Regions from separate parts of the Homo sapiens genome. Here region 2 is linked to region 1. Evidence: read pairs that join two places in POLR2A ChIA-PET (ENCODE). Cell type or tissue: OCI-LY7. All regions are shown on one strand. Each heading gives the region's core, and the rest is flanking DNA. Links, peaks and the distances in the headings are about the cores only.

Region 1 (11,996 bases), core at 1,883-9,882:
ACTTTAAAATAAAACATCTCAATTCCAGTTAAAATAAAATTATCAGCTGGGCATGGTGGCTCATGACTGTAATCCCAGCACTTTGGGAGACTGAAGCAGGCGGATCACTTGAGGTAAGGAGTTCAAGACCAGCCTGGCCAACATGGTGCAACTCCATCTCTACTAAAAATACAAAAATAAGCCGGGCATGGTGGTGCACACCTGTAATCCCAGCTACTTGGGAGGCTGAGGCAGGAGAATCGCTTGAATCCAGGAGGCAGGGGTTTGCAGTAAGCCAAGATCACGCCACTGCACTCCAGCCTGGGTAACAGAGTGAGACACCATCTCAAAAAAAAAAAAAAAAAAATCCCATTTAGATCAATTCGATAAAACTAATTAGGGGACTCAAATGTAGTGTAGTGCATCCAATAATTGCAATTACAACAAATATATAAAAATTAAAGGCAACACCAGGTTAGGGAAGGAGGATCCAAGCAAGGAGACTGTGGCCCCAGAAAGGCAGTGCAAGTGACCCTGTGATGGGAATGCTCCACTGGTTTGCATCTAGACTGTGGTGGTGATTCCAGGAATCTACACGTGATAAAACTGCACAGAACTTACACGCACACACAAATGAGTGCATGTAAAACTGGTGAAACCTGGATGGACTGTATTGTTTCAGGTTCCCAGGTGTGATATTGGACTGTAGTTATGCAAGATGTTACCACTGGGGGAAACTAGGTGAGGGGTATACTCGATCTTTCTGTATTATTTCTCAACTGCATCCAAATCTACAATTTTCAAAATCAAAAGTTTTTAAAAAATTAAAGGCATCAAAGCAAGGTGTACAACTGGAAAATACTGTCTTCAAAACTCATGGTAACATTAGAGAATTATTCTCTGTAGCTCAGTGATTCTCAATCAGAGATTTGGAGGCAGGGGAAGGGCACCTAAGTATCAGAATTACTGCCCACACCCGCTATTCCCTGAACGCACACCCACACTGGAACTGCCACCGTGATGAGCCACCTGTTTCAGAGGAAGTGGGTCAAATCTTCAAGTGTGCTGCAACTGAAGAAAATGGAAAACCACTCTTCTAGCTACTTGTCTTTAAGAACACTTCTAACTGGTAGTAAAGAAAAAAGCATTAAGAGAAACATAGTATTTAATAGTAATTTATAACAAACATGAAAGATTTTCAGAGACTGCTTCTCATTTGATTTGCCCAAAATCAGCCAATACACCCTTCTTGGAAATGTATTTGGTCAACATAAGAAAAACATTCTATTCATGTAAGAATAAAAATAAGGATTTTTTTCCAGTAACTGATGGATTTTTCAGTGGTACATCCAGACCCTAAATATCTTATCTATAACCAATGACTACAATGTATATAAAGGTATACAGTCTGTGTCCTTGAACAGTGAAATGGTTCAACCTACACAGGAGATCTTAGCAGGCAGCACCATACCCTAGTCAACAGGCGAACAATCAGTAACAAGCAAAAACCAGAATGTGATCAATCTGATACTGTTTTTCAAGTCCCTACCAACAGGGAGCCCTAAAGAGAAAACCTATGTTTAGCCCACTAAAGTCAAACATAGGGAAATATGCTGAAGCACGAAGGAGGCCCAATTTAATATCTGAATAAGCTGCATGAATCAGAACAAAAAATAAAATCACCGCATGATGATGAATACACCAAAGAACTCTAGTATTATAATTGTTCACACAATTGTGTGCGTCTGTGTGTGTATACATCATAATCTAAATGTCCAACAACAGGGAACTTATGCAAAAGAGTGGTATATCCAAAGCCACTGTCAAAGCAATTAAAAATTGTTTATAATAAAAAAAAGTTTACAATGTACTGCTAAGAAAAGAGCTACAAATGAGTATGTGGCAAGATTCTAATTTTCCGTTTAAAGTACATGTTTATTTTTAAAAACTCCAAAGAATATAAACCCAAGTTATTATTTATTTTTAAATAAGTTTGTTCCTTATACTCTTCTCTGTTTTCTAAGTTTTCTACAGCGAGTACATACTACTCTTATAACTTGGGGAAGGAAAAAAACCAAACTACACCAATAACTATTTTAAGCAAAACTTACAAAGGGGATGGAATGATATGAAAAGGAAATACATATGGATATTATATAGACATCTATAATTACAATTATTTTAAAGAAAGGAAAACTGTGCATAAGAAAAACAGGTTGTGGGAAATACACCAAAATAATGGTGCCTATGTTTGAAGGATGAAATAATTATGGGTAATTATTTTTCCTTCCACTATTCTACACCTTTAAATTCTTAAAGAACGTGTCTTACGTAAATAGGAAAAAAATTACTGTATTTATCAACACTGACCCCAAGCCCTCCTTTTCACTACATCCTGCCTCCTAAAACAAACCAAAAAATACACATGCACACAAACCCACAAGTACTTACATGGGCTTACATCTCTGTATCTGTTTCGATTTCTGTTTTCTGGAAACTTGGCCACTCTATGAGGATAGTCATGGGACTCATTTCGAATTTCCTTAAAATAACAAAAATATATTTTAATATCCCTCTTAAATTCTCCACAGCAAAACTTATCTTCCCAGCCAGCGTAAAATAACATGAAGCACTTATGATATGCCAAGTACTATGGAAAGCACATTGTTTACATCAATTAATCATTTAATCCTCACAATACTAATGGAAACGATTTTCTTCCCCATTATATCTGTGAGGGATGAAAGGCTTTCAAAGGTTAAAAATCCACCAAAGATCCCATAGCTAGTAAGTGGCAGTCCCAGCATTGAACCAAGGTCCTTCAGATGCCAAAGTCTGTGCTCTAGATCTGTTTACTTACTGCTAATTAGGCTCTATTCAACACCTACAAGCAAGCATCAAACACTTTATGAAGCAGAATTAATGCAATGGAGGTATCTATGGTCAGCCACATCATATTCAAATTCTGACTAAAACTCACAGCATCTACCTAAATTTTGGAGTTTCTACCTGAAAATATTTATTTCTTCATGTTCACGCTATTTAACTGTTACTTTATTTTGAACCCAGAAATATCCTCAAATTTTATTTCTATCATGTTTGTCATTACTTCTCCTTAAAAAAAAAATTATTTCTAGAGCCATAAATGTTCAGCAACAAGCCTGGCGCAGTGGCTAACGCCTGTAATCCCAACACTTTGGGAGGCCGAGGCAGGCGGATTCCCTGAGGTCAGGAGTTTGAGACGAGCCTGGCCAACATTGTGAAAACCCAGCTCTATTAAAAATACAAAAATTTGGCCAGGTGTGGTGGCTCACACCTGTAATACCAGCGCTTTGGGAGGCCGAGGCGGGGAATCACCTGAGGTCAGGAGTTTGAGACCAACCTGGCCAACAAAGCGAAACCCCGTCTCTACTAAATATACAAAAAATCAGCTAGGCGTGGTGATGGGTGCCTGTAATCCCAGCTACTCGGGAGGCTGAGGCAGAAGAATTGCTTGAACCCGGGAGGTGGAGGTTACAGTGAGCCAAGATCGTGCCATTGCACTCCAGTCTGGGCGACAGAGTGAGACTCTATAAAAAAAAACCCCAAAAAAATACAAAAATTAGGCTGTGCGCGGTGGCTCATGCCTGTAATCCCAGCACTTTGGGAGGCCGAGGTGGGTGGATCACGAGGTCAGGAGTTCAAGACCAGCCTGGCCAGGATGGTGAAACCTCGTCTCTACTGAAACTACAAAAATTAGCCAGGCGCGATGGCAGGCACCTGTAATCCCAGCTACTCGGGAGGCTGAGGCAGGAGAATCGCTTGAAACCGGGTGGCTGAGGTTGCAGTGAGCCGAGGTCGTACCACTGTACTCTAGCCTGGGTGACAGAGTGAGGCGGAAAAAGCAAAACAAAACAAAAATTAGCCAAGCCTGGTGACGAGCGCCTGTAATCCCAGCTACTCAGGAGGCTGAGGCATGAGAATCGCTTAAACCCAGGAGGCGGAGGCTGCAGTGAGCTGAGATTGCGCCACTGCAACAACCAGCAGGCCTGAGGCTCATCCTAGGCGCCTTCGGGTTCTCTGCATTTCAACATAGAAGACATTCTGTAAGGCTATGTCCGCACTAAGCTCTCACTACTGATGTATCCAGAATGGCCAGGTTTGATCTCCCAGGAAACAGTGTTCTAAGAATTCAAGTAAATACAGAAATGTAACAGAAACCAAAAAAAAAGCATTTTAATAGGAAAAATTAAATTATGCTTTTGCTCACATTATTACATGTAAGAAAAAGCATTTTAAAAGTTAGGTGCCATTTTGTTTATTTGTTTTTATAGACATAGGGTCTCACTTTTTGCCCAGGCTGTTCTCGAACACCTGGGCTCAAGTCATCTACCTGCCTCAGCCTCCCAAAGTGCTAGGATTACAGGTTTGAGCCAACACCATCAGCCGAGTATCTGAAGTTTTTATTTATGAAACATGATGCACAAATTTCTAATATGAAACTTCTCCATTTTTCTGGAAGTGAATGGACTGGTAAGTACTTTTGCAAGATATAAGACACTGTTATTAGCCTGCACGTGGAAGAGAAATTTAATTTTATCCCTTCCAAATGGAAAGTTAATTGACTTAATACCATTTATTGGTTTCTGCATTTATCAGTAACACCTGCTCTATCATAAACCAAGTTTCAGCACACGCAGGAGTCTGTTTCTAGATCCTCATTCTACTTCACAGAAGCATTTGCTTGCCCTTGAGACAGTATCAAATTTTAGTTACTACAGCTTTGTAATCAATGCATCTGGAAGGCAAGTTGTCCCCTATTTATTCTCCCCATTTGCATTGCCGTTCATGATATTTTAATTAATTTTGTAGTTTTCTTCATAAAGGTATGCTAAAGGTTAGCATAAATGTATAATAAAGGTTTATTCTTAGATACCTGATAAGTTTTGTCGCTACTGTAAATGGGATTAAAACAACAACAACAACAAAAACCTATTGACCATTACTAGTGTATAGGAAAGATATAGATTTGCAGGGAGGGGAGGCTTAAAACAACAGGCAGAGCAGGACTCCCTCCACTTCTTCCACTTCTGTGATACACACACACCCATTTTCCACACTTAAGGCCATCTGTCAGGTGCAGATTTCTATTTTTAGCCCAGAGAAACACACTTCTTTGTGTGCACTATACAAAAGAGGGTAAGGCCCCCAGTATAGTAGTAGGGAGATTTAAAATTTACAAAACACAATACAACAGCCAAGTTCTTGGGGTTAAGAAATACATTCATAACATAAATACATTTTCTCAGCTAATAAGATCTCTTGCATTGAGTCCATTCTTTCAAATCTCCAATATTGTTCTACTTTATAAAAAAAATTTCAGTGAACTTACAAGAACCAATATTTCAAAAAGCAGCTCCCAAAGGTGCATATTAGCGTTTATTCCAATATCCTCTTTCTCTTTCTTTTTTTTTTTTTGTTTTTTGAGGCAGAGTCTTACTCTGTTGCCCAGGCTGGAGTGCAGTGGTGCAATCTCAGCTCACTGCAACCTCCACCTCCCGGGTTCAAGAGATTCTCCTGTCTCAGCCTCTTGAGTAGCTGGGATTACAGGCATGCGCCACCATGCCTGGCTAATTTTTGTATTTCTAGTAGGGACGGAGTTTCACTATGTTGGCCAGGCTGGTCTTGAATTCCTGACCTTAAGTGATCCGCCCGCCTCAGCCTCCCAAAGTGCTGGAATTACAGGCGTGAGCCACTGCACCCAGCCCCAATATCCTTTCTTTCTTACTAAAGGTAACTGCTTTTGTTTTCAGACCACAATGAGCCCAGCTGAAAACTATTTGTCCCAGCCTCTAAGGTCCTGTGACAGTCTGGCCAATGGGAATAAGCAGAAACCACTGGGTTGGGGCTGCAGGAAAACGCTGACAAAGAGGACTGGCTCCAGGTACCTTTGTCCTCACTGCTGCCTGCCTGGAACATAGGTTTTGCTGCCGGGGGTGAGGGGTGGGAACAGGCAGGAGCCATCCTGTGACAGCAAGGTAAAATGCACATTCCTAAGAAAGGTAAGCAGAAATACCAGCATTGAGTCATGGGTGACATCAAGAAGCCACAGTAACAGCCCTTAAGTCTCTCTCCAGAATTCATATCACATGAGAAACATAAACTCCTGGTTGTTAAATCAGCTATTGATTAATTTTCTTTCCCATGTAGCTAAATCAGGTCTGTAATATACGCAGCAAAACCAAATCTCAACAGCAACTAGATCTGACACTGATGAGGCATTTTCAGGAATACCCAAGACACAAAAATAAACAATTTTATAAGCACATTGCATAAGCAATAAAATATACAGTATCTGTCTAAATGGCATTAGGAAAGCAGACAGCTGAGCTATTCACTAGGTCTATCACATAAGGCAAAGCCAGCTCTACTTGTGTTCTGGAGCTAAAACCTTCCCCTTCTATCACAGATTCCGAATGTTTCCTCTGGGCACAGTGGCTCACACCTGCAATCCTGGTGCTTTGGGAGGCCCAGCTGGAAGGATCACTTGAGGGTAGGAGTTTGAGACCAGCCTGGGCAACACAGTAAGACACCAGCTCTGCCAAAAAATTTTTTTAATTAGCTGGGGATGGTGGTGTGCATGTGTAGTTCCAGCTTCTTGGGAGGCAGAGACAGGAGGATTGCTTGAACTCAGGAGTTCAAGACTGCAGTGAGCTAGCATCCTGCTACTGCACTCTAGCCTGGGCAACAGAGTAAGGCCCTGTTAAAAAAAAAAAAGTTTCCCATCAGCAGTGAAACCTGTTAATCCAAGGTTTCTCAGCCTCAGCACTACTGACATTTTAGGCTAGCTAATTTTTTTTGGGGGGGGGGGGGCAAGTGGGGACTGTCTTGTGTATTGCAGGATGTTTAGCAGCAGCATCCCTGGCCTCTACCCATTAGATGTCAGTGGCACCCCTCCCTGCATCTGTAACAACCAAAACTCTCTCCAGGCATTGCCAAATGTCCTTCCACAGCAAAATCCATCATGAACATATCCCCCACCAACACAGTAGAGAACCACCGTTCTCATTTAATACCAAACTAGATCTAAATGGCAAGGATCTTTGCTTTAAAGTATAATTTAACCAAAAATTTTAAATCTAATTATTTTTAATATGATTTTTGCTCAAAAAAAGCAAGGAATAATTGAGTCACTAGTTAATTTCTTTCTTAGTGGCAATGATCCAAAATGTAGGCAACTCATAGCACAAAGATATCTTTCACAGTTACTTATAATGTTGAAAGGCTTTAAATAAACTAAATGTCTAATGACAAAGAAAAGACTGGTTGAATAAATCGTGGTACATCCAAGTGAATATCATGCAGCTCTTTTAAAAACAGGCCCTCATACCAAATTGGCAGTAGCATAAACTCACAATCTCTTGGAAAGATAATATATGACATAAACAAAGGAAAAACAAATCAGTAAATGGAACTGAGCTATTATTAATACACGCTATTTGGTAAAAAAAAAAAAAAAAAATTCCACTTAGCTCCTTAGCTGTATTTGAAACTTAAACACACATGTGCATTGCCTACATTAAGACCACACACCACCTTTTTCCAAAGTAGTCTAATTTTTGGAACATTATGAAATGGTCCATTCTGATCAATGGCCTTATAGCTTATCTCCATGCCCAAAGATTTTAAATTGTAAACATACCTACTTTCCTTTTTTTTTTTTGAGACAGAGTCTTGCTCTGTTGCCAGGCTAGGGTGCAGTGGTGCAATCTCGGCTCACTGCAACCTCAGCCTCCAGGGTTAAATCGATTCTCCTGCCTCAGCCTCCCGAGTAGCTGGGACCACAAATGCCCGCCACCACGCCCGGCTAATTTTTTTTTGTATTTTTAGTAGAGACGGGGTTTCACCGTGTTAGCCAGGATGGTCTCGATCTCCTGACCTCGTGATCTGCCCGCCTCAGCCTCCCAAAGTGCTGGGATTACAGGCATAAGCCACCGCGCCTGGCCTGAACATACCTACTTTCAATGTGTTTACTTTCTCCTATTATTTCACCTCCTAATATTTTCACATAATAACATTTAATCCCTCTTGAAATTTGCTTTGAGATATATATGCATGGCTTAAAATAAGGAACTAAATTGATTCTACTATAGAAATAATTTTGCTGGGTTCAAATAATGCTGGGTTGAAATGTAAGAGTAAGATTTTTTATATTCATCTAGCTACTCTTCATTTCATAAGCAGTAACTGTGCCTAAATGGTACTGTTTAAATACAGGGACTCTCAAAAGTCTCAGGACTTCTGCTTAAGAAATTCCAAAAGTATACTTCACATAAAGTCATCATTATACTTTGTTTTTCATTGCAACAAGCCTTTCAAGAGAATCACAGAATTCAGAAGGATATCTTTAAGCAGACATTCATAGAATCCTCAAACTAACTTGGTGTTATAGGATGGTCTTGAAAGAAACTGAGGCCAGGCGCTGTGAGTCATGCCTGCAATCCCAATACTTTGGGAGGCTGAGGTGGGAGAATCACTTGAGACCAGTCTGGGCAACACAGACAGACCCCCATCTCTATTAAAAAATTTTAAAATTAGCAAGGCATGGTGGTACACATCTGTGGTCCCAGCTACTTGGGAGGCAGAAGTGGGAGGATCACTTGAGCTCAGGAGGTCAAAGCTGCAGTAAGCCGTGATCACGCCACTGCATGCCAGCCTGGACAACAGAGCAAGACTCTGTCTTTATTAAAAAAAAAAAAAAAAGAGAGAGGCGGGGCACAGTGGCTCATGCCTGTAATCCTAGCACTTTGGAAGGCTGAGGTGGGTGGATCGCCTGAGGTCAAGAGTTTGAGACCAGCCTGGTCAACACGGTGAAACCCTGCTGAGGTGGGCAGATTGCCTGAGCTCAGGAGTTTGAGACCAGCCTGGGCAACATGGTGAAACCCTGTCTCTACTAAAATAAAAAGAGTGAGCTGGGCAAAAAGAGTGAGCTGGGCGTCATGGCATGTGTCTGTAGTCCCAGCTACTCGGAAGGCTGAGGAACGAGAATTGCTTGAACCCAGGAGGCGGAGGTTGCAGTGAGCCGAGATAACGCCACTGCACTCCAGCCCCACCCCACTCCCAAAAAAAAAACCAAAAAACAAAAAACTAAAGGTTAAAATGATGTAGCCACTTTAGAAAAACAAATGCTGAACAAAGAGTTAACATATGAACTAGCTATTCTACTCCAAGGCACATACCCAAGAGAAACGAATACATACATTCACACAAAAACTTGGACACATATGTTCATGGTAGCACTTTTAATAATAGCTAAAACAATCATTTGTCCATCAACTGGTGAATGGATAAACAAAATGGTATATATCTATATAATGGAATCTTACTAACTTAGAAGAAGAAACAAAGTAATGATACATACAACACAGATGAAACTTTAAAACATTATGCTAAGTTAAAGAAACCAGCCGGGCGCGGTGGCTCACGCCTGTAACCCTAGCACTTTGGGAGGCCGAGGCAGGTGGATCACGAGGTCAGGAGATCGAGACCATCCTGGCTAACACAGTGAAACCCCATCTCTACTAAAAATACAAAAAATTAGCCGGGTGTGGTGGCGGGCGCCTGTAGTCCCAGCTACTGGGGAGGCTGAGGCAGGAGAATGGCGTGAACCCAGGAGGCGGGGCTTGCAGTGAGCCAAGATTGCACCACTGCACTCCAGCCTAGGCGACAGAGCCAGACTCCTCTCAAAAACAAAACAAAACAAAACAAAACAAAACAAAACAAAACAAAAAAACAGATACAAAAGACTACACATGGTATGAGACCAGGACAGGGAAATCTGGAGACAGAAAGTAGATTAGTGGTTGTCAGGGGTTGGGATGTGGGTGAGAATGGAGAATAACTGTATGTACCCAGTCTCTCCTTGGGGTGTTGAAAATATTCTGAAATTAAGATTTAGTTCCACAGCTGTGAATATACTAAAAACCACTAAACTGTACCTTTTAGGTGAATTTTATGGTATGTGAAATATATCTCGGCCGGGCGTGGTGGCTCATGCCTGTAATCCCAGCACTTTGGGAGGCCGAGGCAAATCACGAGGTCAGGAGATCGAGACCATCCTGGCTAACATGGTGAAACTCCATCTCTACTAAAAAATACAAAAAATTAGCTGGCCATGGTGGTGGGCACCTGTAGTCCCAGCTACTCGGGACACTGAGGCAGGAGAATTGCTTGAACCCAGAAGGCGGTGGTTGCAGTGAGCCGAGATCGCGCCACTCACTGCATTCCAGCCTGGGTGACAGAGCAAGATTGTCTCCAAAAAACAAAAAACAAACAAACAAAAAAAAAAAACAAAAACACTCTGGGCCAAGGCAGGAGGATCATTTGAGGCCAGGAGTTCAAGACCAGCCTGGGCAACATGGTGAAACCACGTATCTACAAAAAATAAAAATAAAAATAAACACATAATAAATAAAAATAAAGCCAAGCGTAGTGATGCGTGCCTGCAGTCCCAGCTACTTGGGAGGCAAAGCTGGGAGGATCACTTGAGCCCAGGAGGTCAAGGCTGCAGTGAGCAGTGACTGTACCACTGCACTCCAGCCTGGGTGACAAAGTGAGAACCTGTCTCAATAAATAAATAAATAAATAAATAAATGAAATAAAAATGGAACTCCTGTATTAAGGGCATATTTTGCCAATATTTCTCAAGAAAGACTGAAAGTGAGGTTTTGCCTCACACTCAACAGTATCAGTACTTTTTTTTTTGTCCTCAGATGTTGTCAAGATTTTTCTGTATTGCTTACTCTTTCAGATGTACCTCAAATTTAAACTTTCTTTTGGCTGACTTCAAAAAAAATACATTATAGATATGTGCCAAGTCTTCATCGGAACTGGGTTAGCTTCTCCATTTGAGTCTTCCTTGTCGCTTAATAGAGTTTCGCTTCAGTCTCCTCTGTTCCCTTTCAGGAATTTCTATCACAGACTTGGGGAAGTGCTCTCTCCTAACGCTCATTTCGCACACCTCTTTCCTGAGTTCTGAGAGATTTTTCTCAAGCCACCTCAGTGTTCTGCATTATCTACTCTGCTACTTGGTACTGAACATTCTATTTTAACAATTGTGTGTTATAACTTTAAAAACTCTTTACTGTTCTCAGTTTCTTTTCTTTTCTCCACCTGCTCTTGTATTTGGACACCTGAATTACAGCTGCCTCTACCTCATACTATTTTGCATGCCCTCAATGATCTTGGGGTGAATTTTTCGTTTGTCTAACAACATATGTTTGGTCATCTTTACAGAAAGTGAATACACACATCAGTTCTTAACCCACACCTGTGTGGCCGCTTACACTGTTCACTATCAACTCCTTAAGTCTCAAATATGTGGGAAAGACCCTTCTCTAGTGTGAAGTAATCACAAAGGCTTGTTCTTACCACTGCGCTTTGGTCACTTCAATGATAAATCAGAAAACAACAACAAAAGCTTCCAGTGCATGGGATTACAAGACCTTAATAGTCCTGGGAAATTACACTTATTTGTCATAGTTGTTGTTTTTTGTTTTTTGTTTTTTTTTGAGATTGAGTCTCACTCTGTCTGGACTGACTGGAGAGACTGGAGTGAAGTGGCGCCATCTCAGCTCACTGTAACCTCCGCCTCCCGGGTTCAAGTGAATTCTCCTGCCTCAGCCTCCCAAGTGACTGGGATAACAGGTGCACATCACCATGCCTGGCTAATTTTTGTATTTTTTAGTAGAGACAGGGTCTCACCATGTTAGCCAGGCTTGTCTTGAACTACTGACCTCAGGTGATCCGCCCGCCTTGGCCTCCCAAAGTGCTGGGATTACAGGCGTGAGCCATCACCTTCATTTGTCATAGTTTTCTACTGCCTTTCTTGCTGTCAATTTTTACCTCTATTTACACAATTATGCCTAACAACTCTTTCTTTTTAAAAACTTCAAACTTCAGGCCGGGCGTGGTGGCTCACGTTTGTAATTCCAGCACTTTGGGAGGCTGAGGCGGGCGGATCACGAGTTCAGGGAGAT
Region 2 (11,996 bases), core at 2,404-10,403, 1.1 Mb before region 1:
TCTCTAACTGAAAATACAAAAATTGGGCAGGGCATGGTGGCTCAGGCCTGTAATCCCAGCACTTTGGGAGGCCGAGGCAGGTGGATCACCTGAGGTCAGGAGTTTGAGACCAGCCTGACCAACATGGAGAAACCCTGTCTCTATTAAAAATACAAAATTAGCTGGGCGTGGTGGCGCATGCCTATAATCCCAGCTACTCGAGAGGCTGAGGCAGGAGAATCACTTGAACCTGGGAGGCGGAGGTTGCAGTGAGCCAAGATCGCGCTATTGCACTCCAGCCTGGGCAACAAGAGCGAAACTTCATCTCAAAAAAAAAAAAAAAAAAAAAAATTAGCCTGGCGTGGTGGCACATGCCTGTAATCCCAGCTACTCCAGAGGCTAAGGCAGGAGAATCACTTGAACCTAGGAGGCAGAGGTTGCAGTGAGCCAAGATCGTGCCACTGCACTCCAGCCTGGGTGACAGAGTGAGACTCTGTCTTGAAAAAAATAAAAAAATAAAACGTTGTAGTCTGTACAACATGAAAACAGGCCAAGGCCACAATACATAAATGGAGGAGTGTGGCTGTGTTCCAATAAAACTTTACAAACACATTTGAATTTCGTATAGTTCTCACATGTCATGAAATCATCCTCTTTTTGTTATTTTGCAACCATTTAAAAAATGTAAAAATCATTCTTAGCTCATACAAAAACAGGCAGCAAGACAGATTTAGCCCACAGGCCTTGGTTTGCTAATCCCTGGTCTAGACTCTATAGACAACCCCAAGCATATGAACAAGATATTCATTCTAAAAGGTCATTTTATCAAGAACGATAACTACCCCCATTTATTACTATGAAAGAGGCACATAGTGCTATTCAGATACTTATCAAATACATACAGGAACCTCAGCAGGTCCTTCACACACAAAGGTGGTGTCATCCAGGCACCCTGAAGTGCTCCAGCCCTTTGCATTAATACCCCAGAAAGGGAGGTGGGGCCCTGCAGGAAGCCCAGCCCCCTCCCGTGATATCTGAGTGTCCTTGGAGGTCCCACTCCCCTTTCTTCTGTCCTCGGGCCCTGGGAGTCACTCCCCTCTTTCCTGACACAGCCTGTCCCTCCTAGTGGGTGGCACAGTACAGGAGTGGACCTAATGGGAGTGTGGCACCTCTCCCCCACTCTGCACAGACCCTTTTGTACACAAAAAGAATTCCCTTCTCTTCTGAGCATGAAAGGCAGGCTTGGCTTGGGATGAGAAGGAACTGGTCTTTGAAAGGGGGTCGTACCCTCTAGGAGAGAGTGGAAAACAGCTGAGAGCCTATTATAGTCATTTCCTCTTGCTGCTGTCTTGAATTACAGCAAACTTAGTGGCTTGAAACAGCAACCAAATTTATTATCTTACCCGTCCTTAGGTTAGAAGCCTGCATTAGTCTGTTCTTGCATTGCTGGAAAGAAATGCCTGAGACTGGGAAACTTATAAAGAAAAGAGGTTTAATTGGCTCACAGTTCCACAAGCTGTACAGAAAGCATGATGCTGGCATCTGCTCAGCCTCTGGGGGGGACCTCAGGAAACTTACGGGGGCAGCGTTTTCAGGCTGGCTTCTTTCACTGAGCAATGTGTGTTAGTATAATATGTATTCACTTCCTAGGACTGCCCTGATAGAGCACCACAGGCTGCGTGGCTTATACAACAGAAGTGGACTTTCTCATAGTTCTGCCGGCTAAAAGGATGTCCCTTCCCCACTGCTCTTCAGCAACGTCCCAGAAAGACGGTGCAGTGCTGTAGCTGTTCTCTTATTGGGGGTGCTTGCAAATCATGCAGAACCATCCACACACACGACCTGAGTCTTCTTTTCCTCTGTCGACCGATCGTAGGGAACTTCCAGTGAGGCTGTAGGTGCAGGCAGGGGACCAAAGGTATGATAGCAGGAGTGGGGACCACAGGAATTTGGGCCACTTCTGCATATAACTTCCTGGTGCCTTCGGGGCCTGCTCAGGCCCAGTCACGACTAGCCACTTCCATTTGATGATGGAGTGCTGCTGTGCACGCCTGATGTTATAGTGTCAACCCCCAGCACAGGTCCTGTGGTAACTCAGTGGCCTGTAGTCAAGCATTCAGCATCTACCAAGGCCCAGGAGCAGGCCAAGGGTTGTTTCTTAAAAGGAAAGTCCTTATCCCCAGAGAATGGTAGTGCCTTGCTCCAAAATCCTAGAGACTTGTGCTGCAGTTTGCTTGTCGGGGCCTGCCAAAGGCTCCAAACAGCATCTCCATCTGCCTCTGACACCTCGAGCACCATGGGGTCTGCTGGGTCATATGGCCCGAAGGGGAGAGCAGCTTGCACAGCAGCCTGGACCTGTTGCAGAGCCTTCCCTTGTTCTGGGCACCACTCAAAACTAGCAGCTTTTTGGATCACTAAATTAATGAGCCGGAGTCACACACCCAAATGTTAGGGGCTGCCTCCCACAAAATCATATATTGAAGTCCTAACCCGCAGCCTCTCAGAATGTGACTGCATTTGGAGATTGGGGATTTAAAGGGTAATTAGGATAAAATGAGATTAGGATGGACCCTAATCCAGTATGCCTGTTGTCCTTATAAGAAGAGGAGATTAGGACACAGACAGGCACGGAGGTAAGACCATGTGAAGACCCAGGGAGAGGACGCCATCCGCAAGCCAGGGAAAGAGACCTCAGAAGAGACTAACTCTGCTGACACCCTGGCCTTGAACTTCTAAGCTCCAAAATTGTGAGAAAATAAATTTCTGTTGTTTAAGCCACCCAGTCTGTGATGCTTTATTATGGCAGCTCTAGTAAACGAATATATCATCCTTTTGGCTTTTCCAGAATGTTGTATTGTTGGAATCATATAGTATGTAGCCTTTTCAGACTTCTTTCACTTAGTAAAATGCATTTAAGGTGGCTCCATGTCTTTTCATGGTGTGATAGTTCATTTCTTTTCATCATCAAATAGTAGTTTGTTTATTCATTCACCTGTTGGACATCTTGGTTGCCTCCAAGTTTTGGCAATCGTGAGTAAAGCTGCTGTGAGCATTCGTGTGCAGGTTTTTGTGTGGATGTAAGTTCTCAACTCATTTGGGTAAATACCAAGGAGTGTGATTGCTGGATCATGTGGTAAGAGTATATTTAGCTTTGCAGGAAACTACCAAATTGTCTTTTAAAGCAGCTGTAACATTTTGCATTCCCACCAGCAATGAATGAGAGTTCCTGTTCCTCCACATCCTCACCAGCATTTGGTGGTGTTGGTGTTTTCAGTCTTAGCCACCTTGCCTGTGACCGTTCGGTCCCAGCACCATCTTTTGAAAAGACTATCCTTTCTCCACTGACTTGTGTTTCCTCCTTTGTCAAAGATCAGTTGACTGTATTTCTGTGAGTCTATTTCTGGGCTGTCTCTTCCATTGATCTGCATGTCTGTTGTTGCACCAGATCACTGTAGCTTTATGTTATAGTGAGTCTTGAAATCATGTAGTGTCAGTCCTCTGACTTCATTCTTCTTCAATATTGTGTTGGCTGTTGACTTTCCCTTTAGCACATTCCTTTTCTGACTAAATTAGCCAGAGTTGGCCTCTGTTAAGAATTTAATAGGCCTTGGTGAACAATAATTCACCATTTCCACTTTATCTTCTTCCTCTTTTAGGATTCTTAGGAACCTAGATTTCTTGGATTCTCTATTGTCATTTCTGATTTAAACAGCAAATGCCACTGCTTATTAATAACCATTTGTGCAAATCTCTGTGCTGTGAACACTGATGAATATAAGTAAATCGAAGTGGACCGCAGAATTCAGTGAGCAGGAGAAGCTGTCTCTGAGCTCCCAGGCCTCTGCCCCTCTCTGGGGCACCTCCTCGCGCCCTGGGGTTTCTTCTCCATGTTTATCCTGGGATCTTCTGATCCACTGTGCCAGTGGGCACTTCCTTCCTGGACGGTGGGTCCTTCTTTCCCTTTCTGTCTCTGGGGTAGGCTTTCAGCATGGAGCTGCTGTTGCTCTGTTAATACCCTCCCATGCCTGAATCAACCATGTCCTAATAGAATTACGTAACCATGAGTCAAAGCATGAGATTCACCATCAAAAACAGACAGGTAGTGTTAAGTTCCACAACAAAATCACACTGCCTTCATTGTTTGTTTTAAAATAATCAAAATGAATCCTAGCCAAAACCCCAGTGTTTAAGACATAAAATCAAGCCTGTGCTGGTTGGACAGAATGGGACAGGTTGTAAGGAAAAGTAGTCTTTTTTTTTTTTCTTAAGGTTAGAAAACATTTGAGATCAGCCAGCAAAGCTTTCTTTAGTGACACCAGGAACCAGGCTGCTTGGGGTCCTCAGTAGCAGCCTCTGTGTGCGTCCTCCACACCCCCAGCCCTAGTCCGCGCTGGGTGCCCCTCCCTCCTTGCTGTTCAGTGTGGGCCCTTCCCTGCTTACACCCTGTGCCCTCTGCTCTCACTGGGTCCCCACTACCACCCTGCCCAGCCCTGCAAGGCCCTTCCCTAGGCTCAGCAGCTTCCCTGCGCACCCTCTCTGCCAGCTTCTCTGCTGCTCTCCATCTGGGCGGAGCCGCAGGGTGTCAGGCATCCCAAGCCTGGGAGTCCCCACACTTTCCCACCTGCCTTGTGGGGTAGCAGCCCCAGACCCTGTCCCTGGGCCGTCTTTTTATTTCTTTATCTACCAGCTACCTTTTCAAATAAATGTGAGCCCTGGAGTTTGAGACCAACCTGGGCAAGAGACCCCTCTCTACAAAAAATAAAAAATTTCCTGGGCATGGTGGTGCCCACCTGTGGTCCTAGCTGTTCCAGTAACGGATGGGCTGCAGCTTCTGCTCCCCTCATCTTCTGCCTAAACCGGGACCCCAAACGGAAATGATAAGCCTGAAACTCAAAGGCAGAATGTCGGATGTGGAGGCATTTATTGAGCCAATTGTATAAGGATATTGTACATCTCTTGTTTTAATCCAGACCCTTTTCCATTGTAAATGGTAGAATTCTAACTCAAACAAGTGTAAGGTAGAGAGGAGGAGTTTTTTTGACTCAGGTAATCAGGGTTTTAAAGGCAAAAAGTGGGGAAAGAGAGTAGTCTGATACAAAATTATTTGTCAGGAATTTTCATTCGTTTACAGAAGTAACATTGATTAGTAACTGGCTATACATTTTAACCTATGGAGTGTGGGCTATGGTGTCCAGTGTGGCATTGTTAAGTTAATTTATAGCTATTTGTGGCAACAGAAGGCAGTTTTAAGAGATGAATACAGGCTGGCATGATGGCTCGTGCCTATAACCCCAACAATCTGGGATGCTGAGGCAGGAAGATCACTTGAGGCCAGGAGTTCGAGACCAGCCTGGGCAACATAGGCAGAGTTTGTCTCTATAAAAAATCAAAAAATTAGCTGGGTGTGGTGATCTGTGCCTGTGGTCCCAGCTACTCAGGAGGATCCCTTGAGCCCAGGAGATTGAGGCCACAGTGCGCTGTGATCACACCACTCCACTCCAGCCTGGGTAACAGAGTAAGACCCTATGTCTTTAATTAACAACAGCAACAAAAGATGAATACATAGCTCAAAATGGTAGTGCAAGCAGGGGGTGGGGTGGGGGGAGTAAGGCATGATTGTTGTCTCATTTTAATGTCTCTCTGAGCCTGATGATTTAAAAGGACTCACATTCTTCAGGCAAAAGTTATTTACTTTTGGAAGTCCACCTGCTCTCACAGCCAGTGTCATGTAAGCTCTCTCCCCTGTCTTGATTCTGCCCTCTTCTGGCTGCATTTTTACACTTGCTTCCAGGAGCTCCACCTTCATCAAGTCTCAGCAGCACAGTGGAGAGAGGCTCTGGGGGCTCATTGCAATTCTGAGTTGGACAACTCAGGCGGGAGCTTAGAATTGTTTCTAACAGGTGTTTGTTCTTGTCCCAAACCTCAAAGTTTCTTTTTAAGATAAATCTGCTTAATAGTTTCTACAATTATTTCTGAACTTCATTTCACCCTCAGTCTTTGCACAGACATTGATTCCTTCACATTGTTCTTTTATTTTCTTACAGTGATGATACAGACAGAAATACAGATATTTGCTACATCTCTGTAAGAAAATGTAATATTCCTGGATTCCTGTCTTAGACGATGAGTTTTATATTGTGTAATACAAATCAATATTGCAAGCAAAAGACATTTATACATTTTGAAAACAAATTGTTTCCTTGGGAGCCTGCTGATGAAAGGCTGACTCCTCTTGGGAGAAATCACTCAAAGCTCTGAGAGTTTAAACACACTGGGATGGGATGGACGAGTTAGTACTGGTTAGTAGATAAAGTCTCCAAGAAACATCAGAGCCATTTGGGTGGGGAAGGGATCTCCAGCATCATATTTTTGATTTGCTCTTTGGTGTTTTTATTGATGATTTGGTATTTGGCCGCAAACGAGATAGTTAACCCAGATTTCTAAAATCCTGGAACTGAACATTTAGAATATGAAGACTGTGAGATCATAGGTTCATAGATGTGTTGGGTACAACATCTTCCATCAAAGAGAAAGGGGACATTTTTTTCCTGAGCGGTTAGAAGGAAAACATGCTTCCTGCCTATGGAGCAGTGGTCTTAGCGCTCCTCTTGCCCCACCTGTGTGGGTTTTCACTCTTTTGCCCACTCTGCCTTCCCTAAGCACAGTGAACCAGCTGGAGGATGCTCTCTGCTCACCAATTCCAGAGCTTCCCCGGCTTCCTCTGCCCTTGGAATCCCTCTCCCACACTCCTAAGTAGCCAGATCCTCTCCAGATTTAACGGTCGATTACAAGTGTTACCTCCTCTTTGAAACATTTTCTGACCCTCTGTGTTGGAAGTGCTCTTCCTTAAGTTTCCACTCGTTTTATTATGTACTTCCTTCATAATACTCATTACCTTTTATTGTAGATATTTGTAAGTTTCACTTAAATGCATTAGCAGATTATATATTCTGTGCGAGCCATATCCATTCTGATTCATTTCTGTATCCTCCACACCACCCAGCAGAATCTGGCATAAAATGCTGTAAACAGGAAAACCAAACCTTGTAAAATATTTTATTAATAAAGAGGTTTATTCTGAGCCAATGTGGCTGCTCGCGGCTGGCAGAAAACACAAACCCAGGAAGCCTTGATTAAGTCGCCCCGAGGCAGTTGGGTTACAGCTTGATTTTACACATTAGGGAGACTGGAGTTGCAGGTAAAATCATAAAGCAACACATGGAAATTCTACATTAATTTGGCCCAAAAAGGCGAGACATCTGGAAGCAGAGGCTTACAAGTCATAGGTGGGTTTTAGGGATTCTTTATTTAGTTGGCAATGGGTTGAAAGAGTTAAGTTTTTCTTTTCTTTTCTTTTCTTTTTTTTTTGAGACAGAGTCTCGCTCTTTCGCCCAGGCCGAACTGCAGTGGCGCTATCTCGGCTCACTGCAAGCTCTGCCTCCCAGGTTCACAACATTCTCCTGCCTCAGCCTCCCACTTTTTTTTTTTTTTTTTGAGGCAGAGTATCCCTCTGTCACCCAAGCTGGAGTGCAGTGGCACGATCTCAGCTCACTGCAGCCTCCACCTCCCAGGTTCAAGCGATTCTTCTGCCTCAGCCTCCTGAGTAGCTGGGATTACAGGTGCCGGCACCACGCCCAGCTAATTTTTGTAGTTTTAGTAGAGATGGGGGTTTCCCCACGTTGGCCACGCTGGTCTCGAACTCCTGATCTCAGGTAATCTGCCTGCCTCGGCCTCCCAAAATGCCGGGATCACAGGTGTGAGCCACCATACCTGGCCAAGTTAAGTTTTTCTAAAGACTTGCTGGGCACAGTGGCTCACGCCTGTAATCCCAGCACTTTGGGAGGCCAACGCAGGTGGATCACCTGAGGTCAGGAGTTCGAGACCAGCCTGGCCAACATGGTGAAACCCCATCTCTACTAAAAATACAAAAATTAGCCAGGCATGGTGGCATGCACCTGTAGTCCCAGCTACTAAGGAGGCTGAAGCAGGAAAATCTCTCAAACACAGGAGGTGGAGGTTACAGTGACCTGAGATCGCGTCACTGCACCCCAGCCTGGGTAACAGAGTGAGACTCCATCTCAAAAAGGAAAAAAAATAAAATAAAATAAAGACTTGAAGTCAGTACAAAGGATGCTTAAGTTAAGGGGGTCGGCTATCTGTCATGTGATACTATACCAGAGTCAAATTGGAAAGTAAGCCATGTCATATCGAGTTAATTAAAAACAAACAAACAAAAACCTTTAGCAAGCTTTCATAGTTTGCAGCATGTGACTTAACCCTTGCCTAGCATGGCCTTGGGTCCTGTTTATAATCTGGTGTCTTATTGCCACACAGAATCTATTGCATTAGACTGATGATCTCTGTTTTAATGTTAATTCCAGTCATTTGTGCCTAAACTCCAAAAAGAATGGGGTATGAGGTGTGTCTGACTTCCCTTACCATCATGGCCAGGAATTCAGTTTTTGTTGTTGTTGTTGTTTTTGAGACGGAGTCTCACTCTGTTGCCCAAGCTGGAGTGCAGTGCTGTGATCTCAGCTCACTGAAACCTCCGCCTCCTGGGTTCAAGCGATTATCGTGTCTCAGCCTCCGGAGTAGCTGGGATTACAGGCCCACGCCACTATGCCCAGCTAATTTTTGTATTTTTAGTAGAGACGGGGTTTCTCCATGTTGGCCAGGCTGGTTCTCCAACTCCTGACCTCAGGTGATCCACCCGCCTTGGCCTCCCAAAGTGCTGGGATTACAGGCGTGAGCCACCGTGCCCGACTGGGAATTCAGTTTTTAAGGTTTTTCTGAGGTTACCCTTGGCCAAGAAGCTTCATTCAGTCAGTGGGGGGCCTTAGGATTTTATTTTTAGTTTACGATAGGTCGAATATAGTCCTTGACAAAACAGAAGAAAGAACGTAGAAATCCCACTGCGCAATTGAATTCCAATCCAGAAAGATTGCCATTTGTTTTTTTATTTCCCCTAGTGCAGAAATAACTCACATATCATGAATTCACACCTCTTAAAATTGTACAATTCAGTGTGTTTAGCATATTCACAAGGCCGTGGAACCATCACCACCGTCCTTGGGAGCCCACTGCTGAAGGACTGGAATATCTAATTCCCGAATGTTTTCATCATTCTGCAAAGAAGCCCTGGACCCACTAGCAGTCACTCCCCGTTTCCCCTCCTGCTCTTCCTCCCAACAACCATTAGTCTATTTTCTCTCTTTGCAGATTTGCCTATTCTGGACATTTGACATAAATAATCTTATAATATGTGGTCTTTTGTGACTAGCTTCTTTTTCTTAGCATAATGTTTTTATCTATGTGTAACATACATCTCTACTTCATTCCTTTTTGTGGTTGAACAATATTCCATCATATAGGTATACCATATTTTGTCTATTTATCATTGGTGGACATTTGCGTGTTTCTGCTTCTGTGCTTTCATGAATAATGCTGCTATGGACATTTGTGTACAGGTTTTTGTCTAAATATATGCTTATTTCTCTTGGGTATTACCAAGAATTGGAATTGCTGGGTCATGTGGTAACTGTATGTTCAACTTTTTAAGAAAAACGTAAACAGTTTTCCAATGTGGCTGCATCATTTTACTTTCCCACCAGCAGTGTATGAAGGGTTCTAATTTTTCCACATCTCACCGACACTCGTTACTGTCTTTTTTATTGTAGCCATCCTAGTGGATGTGAGATGTTATTCACTGTGCTTTTGATTTGCAGTTCCTTAATTAATAATGTTGAGTATCATTTCTTATGCAAATTGGTTATTTGTATATCTTCTTTAGAGAAATGTCTGTTCAAATCCTTTGTTCCTATTTTAATTGGGTTATTTGTCATTTTTTCTCATTTGTTCTCAAGCACACGTAACTCTACATTTAGTCTGTCCTCACCCATGGGTATCTGTTCAAAAAGGAATAGTGTCAAGTTTTGCCCCGATTTTATCATTTCAATTGTGTTGTATGTTAGCAATATTCAGTGCTAACAAGTTTTAACTACATGGTTCTAAATATGGATCTTCCCAACATTTACAAATGGAGGAGGGATAGACGGAGTGTTCAAAAGAAAATGTTAATATGCTTTGAAACATTGTTTTGTCAATGTAAATGTTAAATCAGCAGAACCCAGTAACTGATGAGAAGCACAGTAAGTTAGCTACAGCAATCACATAAGCAGAAGCACAGGGAAATTCACGAAGAGGGAAACAGCAAAAATAGAAAGGCGGGAACACAGGAGTGGGTATAGGGATGCCTACAGTTATGTATTCATGAAGTAAGAGCTTTCTGGGCAGTGATTAACTGATTTGTCAGAAATTGCAGACAGCAAGGAAAGAAGAAATAAAACTTGCTTGGAAGGAAGTAGTGTTGTCTGGTCCGCTGTGGACACCTGGACATGTGAAGAGAAGACTCTGATCTGTGCTCAGAGTCGGGTTGTTTCTCGAACGGCCGCCTGGTGGCGCTGTGGCACAGGGGCGCTGGCGAGGGAAAGGCTCCTGCAATGCACCAAGCTGCGCCCGGGCGCGGGGAGCCGTCGACTGGGGACTTGGAGGTGTGGGCCTCTCGTGCTGTGTCTGAGGGACAGCTGTCATGTGTGAAGCTCCTGCTATATAAAAGGGTGAGCTGTTTCCCTCTGCTCACCCTTTAAACTGCTCTGCCTGCTGAATGCTGTACCCAGGTGGCGGAGAGCAGAAGCGAAACTGGGGAGTGAGGCCAGTGAGGCTGGGGGGCTTGCTGGACACAGCCAGTTCTCCAGAGCTGGAGCTAAACGGCAGCAAGGTCCCAGCCTCTCACTGGTGTGTTCTCATTTTCATCTTTTGGAGATGTTTTTTCTGTCTTAAAAAACATTCCAAGTCCATCAACGGATGACTGGATAAAGCAAATGTGGTACTTATACACTATGGAATACTATTCAGCTGTAAAAAGAGTAAAATCATGTCTTCTTGAGGGTAATTCTCTAAGTGAAATAACTCAGAAATAGAAGTCAAATGCCACATGTTCTCATAAGTGAGAGTGAAACAATGTGTGCACGCGGACACAGGAGTGGAAGAACAGACATTAGAGAGGCAGGATGTGAGGGAGGGAGGGACGATTACTTACTGGGTACAGTGTACGCTCTTCAAGTGATGCCTACACTATGCTCTATAGCCATGCAACAAAACTGCACTTGTATCCCCTATGTCTATCACTGAAAAAAAAAAAAAAAAAAAGTCCAAGCCCAGAACTTGTGTGTGCGTGTCATTCTGCACATTCCTGGACAGGTCCTGTGTCCGTTCTGTAGAACTGCGCCATCATTTCTCTCCTGGAGGAGGCCCCCAGCCTCACCAGAAGGGATGAAGATGTGGGGTGGCCTCATCCTTTTTGAAACAGCTCTTAGTTCAGATGAAACCATCTTTCCAGAGGCTCGGTGGTTTCTCGATGGAACTGGGGGTTAGGGAAGAGCAATAAGCTTTTCTTTTTCTTTTTCTTTTTTTTTTTTTTTTGAGACAGCCTCGCTCTGTCACCAGACTGGAGTGCAGTGGCGCGATCTCAGCTCACTGCAACCTCCGCCTCCCAGTTCAAGCGATTCTCCTGCCTCAGCCTCCTGAGTAGCCAGGACTACAGGCGTGCACCACCACGCCCAGCTAATTTTTGTATTTTTAGTAGAGACGGGGTTTCATCATGTTGGCCAGGATGGTTTCGATCCCTTGACCTCGTGATCCACCCGCCTTGGCCTTCCAGAGTTCTGGGATTACAGGCGTGACCCACCGCGCCGGGTGTAGATTTTCTTTACAGGACAGGATCAAATCACATAGAATGGATTCAGTGGAGGCAATCATGTCTGGGCTCTGAGGGCTGGAGCATGGCTGTGTGGCTTAAATGATATGTCCTTGGAGAGCAGCAATTTCTGAGAGATTAGCAATAGCTTGCATTCTAGATAGCATGGGAGTTTCATAGGCTCGCCTAGGACTCTAAAGATCTCATGGCATCGTTCAACAGGTGAGGTTTTAGGTTGCAAAGGGAATACTACCAGATCCTA

What was found. Peaks named below come from ENCODE experiments on the same cell type or tissue, not always from the same donor. Only the 100,000 strongest peaks of a DNase experiment are listed, where the experiment ranks them.
Region 2: POLR2A ChIA-PET joins it to region 1 with 19 read pairs; 1 of 35 experiments calls an interaction of 5 or more read pairs at or near these places.

The regions. Positions count from the first base shown.
Region 1 is chr18:12,856,734-12,868,729 of GRCh38, forward strand. PTPN2 (protein tyrosine phosphatase non-receptor type 2) reads right to left here. Exons shown (of 9, transcript NM_002828.4): 2 at 2,431-2,521. Among named protein-coding and RNA genes, the nearest start is that of PTPN2, 22 kb to the right of the region's middle. RefSeq lists enhancers at 670-799, 3,643-4,306. In OCI-LY7, for the core only: no CTCF peak of the experiment used is centred there; DNase peaks (open chromatin) are centred at 4,678, 5,088, 5,828, 6,678 and 1 weaker place; H3K4me3 peaks cover 2,710 bases; H3K27ac peaks cover 6,412 bases.
Region 2 is chr18:11,722,705-11,734,700 of GRCh38, forward strand. The region is part of intron 1 of GNAL (G protein subunit alpha L); the gene reads left to right. Among named protein-coding and RNA genes, the nearest start is that of GNAL, 39 kb to the left of the region's middle. RefSeq lists an enhancer at 9,969-10,577. In OCI-LY7, for the core only: a CTCF peak has its summit at 5,753 (motif pointing left); a DNase peak (open chromatin) is centred at 5,747.